Regions from separate parts of the Mus musculus genome. Here region 1 is linked to region 2. The links are chromatin loops, found by intact Hi-C in ENCODE. Cell type or tissue: left cerebral cortex. All regions are shown on one strand.

Region 1 (2,500 bases), 110 kb after region 2:
CTGGTATTTCTTTGAGTCTTCCTCATGCATAAAATTCTTGTTTCTAATCACGCTCAGACTCTTTCCTTCTTTGGTGGAAATCCTCCAATGGCACCTGAAACTAGACCCAGTGACAGTCACTCTGTTTTGGTCTTAAAATTCCAAATGATTTTACCTTCTACCTTGTCCTTCTGCCATGACTTCCCCTCCACATCACCCACCCATTCCACTCCAACTGAGATGACTCCAGAACTAGAAGTCATCATATGTCTGTCTTTCCTGCCGTGCACATTGTATAAGCCTCCCCCCCCCTACTGCATTTGTAAATTTCACAACACAGTCATCAAAGAATCCTAAGTCTTTCAGGTCTTTCAGGTCAGTCTCATGAAGAAATTCTTCACATATCCCTAGCAGGTCTTCTACAGGGTCTTTGGGTGGGGGCATCTATATTTGCACTCTGGAAACATTAAACAGAACATCAGAAATGTAAAGACATAAGCATGTGTACTGTGTGAATTAATAGGAGGCAAAGGGCCCTGATCACTGTGGTTCAATTCATGCAGAAATCCTGATTGGTGCTGTGCGATTCAGCAACAACCCCATCCTCTGCAATATGGATACTATCCAGTGGAGGGACATCGTCCAAAACGTCTTTATGAGCAACATGTCAATGGACTTACAGAGCCATCCGAGCAGTTGTAAGCGCGCCTTTTACCTTTTATTATCTTCAGATCCTCTGGTGGGCTGAAATGGAGTGTTGGGGTAGGAGAGAGCATATTAACTTTAGATCACATTCATTAACATACAAGAAAAGTAAGTAGTAAGCAAATGCTCTTTGCATTGGAGGAGATTTTATGCAAGACAATAATATAAATATTTTTCCATTGTTCAATACAACATCCATCATGGTAGAACCTTCATAAAACTATTGAACAGAGAGAAATTTCTCTATGGTGCAAGTTGCAGTGGCGGTCTGCTGGTACAAGGAATCTCCCATTCCACCTCTTACAGTGGCACAGAGGTCATCCTGATAACGTGGGCTCTGCTCATCAGCTTATCAGTGTAAACATTCTAACACAGAACCAGAAAGGAGGGCTCTCCATATTTTCCTAAATGTTCTCATCCATGCCCTAATCCTCAGGCAACCCCCTGCAACTGAGGGCCCTGCAGAGGGCCAACTAAGCTTAGGGATGCAACCTGTGCCCTTTGCTAACACCATCTCTGGAATGACATGTTTTCACTTAACAAAACTCCACCAAACCTGTTCTTCCTAATAGTACTGACCTTTCAATACTTGAATATAAAGCATGGCCTCATTTTCTACTGTCCTGTTCCTGTAATTGTGGGCTGCATACAGGGTGAGTTTGGACCTCTAGTGGAAGGGACATGAATCACAAAAATATCAACTAAAACTTTCTAACTTAATAGCTGTATTTTTATTAATGCATTGAAAAATGTAGAAAAATCTGACACCATGGTCTTTTTATGTGACAGTCTAGGAGCATTATGTGTCTACACTGTTTTGCAGCTATAACCACCAACCATCTTCAAATTTTACAAATCTGAAACTCTGAGCTCATTAAACAGTAATGACCTATTTTCTTTTTCTCCCAGGCAATCCAAACCTCCTTTATGTACCTATGAATTTGACTACTGTAGGTACCTCATGAGAGTGGAATCGTATGCTTTTTTTGTGGTTTAGTGTCTGGTTTACTTCATTTGATTAAATGACCCCAAAATTTATTCGTATTGTAGTTTATGCTAGGAATTTTTTTTTCAAGGCTTAAAATATTTTGTTATTGGCTGTACTACCATTTGTTTATCTCTTTATAGGCACTTGGGTTGACTCTCTGAATAATATTACTGTGAGTGTGGGTATTAAGTTTTTTGTTTTGTAAATATATATCCTACCAGCTACACACTGTGACATTGAGCATGTAAGAAACTGAACAGTATTTTACAATGGATTTTTGTTATTACCTATGAAATCAAGGTTAGCAGTTCTTAAGATTTTTGATGTTCAATAGGTGAACTAAGTCATACATATTTAAAATATTACATGGAGAGTTATGGAGCTGAATTTGCCACAGTTAAAATCAAGTACCTTACAATGGCAAATTTATACTCATTGATATATGAAAAACCCACAAAGGAATGTTGAAAAACAGTATACAAGATTCAAATGTTTTAACATTTGATCTCTGACCTGAAAAGGTATTAATTTAATAATATTTAGCTCTCTGTTACTAGAATAAAAATGCCTTAGTTTACAGGCAAGGTTTACTTGGGCTCGCTGCTTTGCAGCTTTCCTCCACAGTCAGTTGGCCATAGTGTTCTGGAGCCTATGGTGAGCCCATGTGTCATGATGGTGCCATAATCACAAGAGAAAGGAGGAGAGATCAGGATTGGCTTGCTCCTTCAAAGACCCTGCCTTCAGTGGCTGAGATTCCAGTACTGCCACCCTTTTTTCCCCTAATATAGCATTTTATTTATTATTTGAGAATTGCACACATGTATATAA
Region 2 (2,500 bases):
AAGGCCACCCACTGACCCGCTGCACACAGCCAGAACTCGCCCCCAGAGCCTTGTCTAGTGGTGGCCAAGGCCATCCACCACCACCTTCCGGTCACTGCCTGCTTTCGATCCTCGCGGAGAGCGCTTCCTCTCTCCTGACATTCTCCTCCTCTTCGCTCCTCTGGATCCCTCCTCCTTCTTTAGTCCCTCCTCCTCCCGCCCAGCCTCCCCCAGTCCCGACCCGAGCTAACTAGACGTCTGGGCAGCCCCAGCGCAACGCGCAGCAGCCTCCCTCCTCTTCTTCCCGCACTGTGCGCTCCTCCTGGGCTAGGGCGTCTGGATCGAGTCCCGGAGGCTACCGCCTCCCAGACAGACGACAGGTCACCTGGACGCGAGCCTGTGTCCGGGTCTCGTCGTTGCCGGCGCAGTCACTGGGCACAACCGTGGGACTCCGTCTGTCTCGGATTAATCCCGGAGAGCCAGAGCCAACCTCTCCCGGTCAGAGATGCGACCCTCAGGGACCGCGAGAACCACACTGCTGGTGTTGCTGACCGCGCTCTGCGCCGCAGGTGGGGCGTTGGAGGAAAAGAAAGGTAAGGGCGTGTCCCACCGGCCCGCGCCCCCTGCGAGCTAGCTCGCCCAGTCCCAACCTCCGCTCGGGACTCTAAGTCCCCAGCCGCCCGCTCCTCCTCTTCTGGCTCCCAAAGGCGGCCGGGACCATAGGAGGAACTGGACGGAGTCTGGAATGGGCGAGACTGGGGCCGCCGAAGGAAGGGAGACTGGGCTAGGAGCAGAGGGGCTGCCAGGGCAGCGTGGGAGCCGCGGCTGTGCGCTCCGGGGCTCTTGACTGCTGCCAACTTAGTTGCCTCACTTTCCTGCGCTCAGTAGGCGTTCGGAGCAGAAACGTGGTGCGGGACAGCGCGGGACGCCGGGCATTGGCGCACGTGCGCCCAGTACTGTCAGGGAGAGCGGAGGGACCCCGGATCCTCAAGCGGGTCGGGTGTGTCCCACCCGCTCAGTGTGAGAGTTGAGGGACTGGAGTGCGAACCAACGCGCCCCTGGTCAAGGTCGGAACCTCTGAGACGCGCGGTTTCCTGAGCGCGGTTTCCCTCAACTCCTCTCTTCTCCAGCAGGGTACTCTCAGGACCTGGTAGCCTGAGTCCCAATGTAGCTTGCAGATTTCTGGCTTGCCCTTTCGCGGGTGTGTAGTTGCAGCAATGACCTGGAAGTGTGGAGATCTCTCTGTCACTAACCACCTAGGACTTCTGGGAAGAGATGGTGTTAGTGGTCATTTGCTTCTTCACTAGGAAAAAAAAAAGGAGGGCGTGGGGGTGGCGGGTGGGGTGGGTCGATTCCGCCTCTTAGGCATAGAGCATGCCAGAGACTTGCCAGGCTAGGTGCACTGGTTGGGGACCAAGGCTCCATGCCAGATTGGAGCTAGCGTTGCGGGGTGGCTACTTCCCCTGGGATCCCTGAATTTGCCCTTTCCCAGAAGCTTGGGCTGCTGCAGCATCACTTGCCTTTGCAATGGATGGCTGACCTCCTTGTGACAGCTGGGCCCTTGGGTGTAGTGCACCCTTGGTGTTTCAAAATGAGGCCGGTAGCAAACTTTCTTACTTGTTAGCTGAGACGTTCCCTCTTGGGTTTCTTTTTCTTTTCTTTCCTTCCACACCCCTCCCCCCCCCCAAGTGATTGATATTTGGCCAACTAAAATATAACCCCTAATTAAAAAGAAACATTGATGTCCATGGATCACACATGCCAACTGTCCAGACGGAACATGAACAAGTCTGGCTTCATGACTATCCGACCATAAACCCACTTGACACGAGAAACATGCCTCGGAAGGTTTAATTGCACAATTTCAAAATCCAGCCGCTCGGGTTCCAGGAGTCAGGTCTGCACTTGCTGTTGATGTCATCCGCATCCAAGTTGGACTTGGGGGTTGGTGCTCCGTGCACTTTTGTTGGAGGGGGTGTAAGGCTCAGTTTCCCAAACTTAACTACACAATGAAATCATTTGGGTTTAAAAATCAACAAGCAAAACAAACTACACCCCTCCTCCGTTGTTTAGCTACCACTCCATACACTCAGATTTCACGGGTCGATCTTGAGAATTAGAATTTTCAAAACTCTTGTAGCATTTGATTTGAGACTCGCTAGCATAAATGAAAAATTGATAACATCTAAAGGAAGACTACCACGACGGTTCTAACGAGCAGGAGTCTGGGAAATCTTGCAGTACAGGAAATAGCAGGGATAAAGTCGGTAAAGAGGGCTTGCTTTTTTCACAGATGGGATGGAGCACTGTGGAGCTTTTCTCCTACCTTCCTTAGCTGAAGGGCTCCAGGCCCCATCGGTCAGTTGCCTGGCATCTGTGCCTACCCATAGGACTCCCTCCCCTAGTTTTCAGTTTCCCTTAGAGCCCCTGTAGAACACCAGTTGTCTCAGCTTAACTCTGTGTTTCTTCGCTGTTAGGTGTTACTGTTATGAACACTGTTAGTGGTTGGAGATTTGTTTTC

What was found. A loop is a pair of places that touch in the nucleus more often than their neighbours do. Peaks named below come from ENCODE experiments on the same cell type or tissue, not always from the same donor. Only the 100,000 strongest peaks of a DNase experiment are listed, where the experiment ranks them.
Region 1: it touches region 2 in a loop (2.2-fold over the local background); 9 of 42 quality-filtered maps call a loop at or near these places.

What each region holds. Positions count from the first base shown.
Region 1 is chr11:16,862,404-16,864,903 of GRCm38, forward strand. It overlaps Egfr (epidermal growth factor receptor), which reads left to right. Exons shown (of 28, transcript NM_207655.2): 4 at 543-677. Among named protein-coding and RNA genes, the nearest start is that of Egfros, 33 kb to the left of the region's middle. In left cerebral cortex, a CTCF peak has its summit at 1,355; no DNase peak of the experiment used is centred here.
Region 2 is chr11:16,751,999-16,754,498 of GRCm38, forward strand. Egfr (epidermal growth factor receptor) reads left to right here and starts at 205. Exons shown (of 28, transcript NM_207655.2): 1 at 205-572. The coding sequence starts at 485. In left cerebral cortex, a CTCF peak has its summit at 1,092; DNase peaks (open chromatin) are centred at 178 and 849; H3K4me3 peaks cover 2,306 bases; H3K27ac peaks cover 696 bases.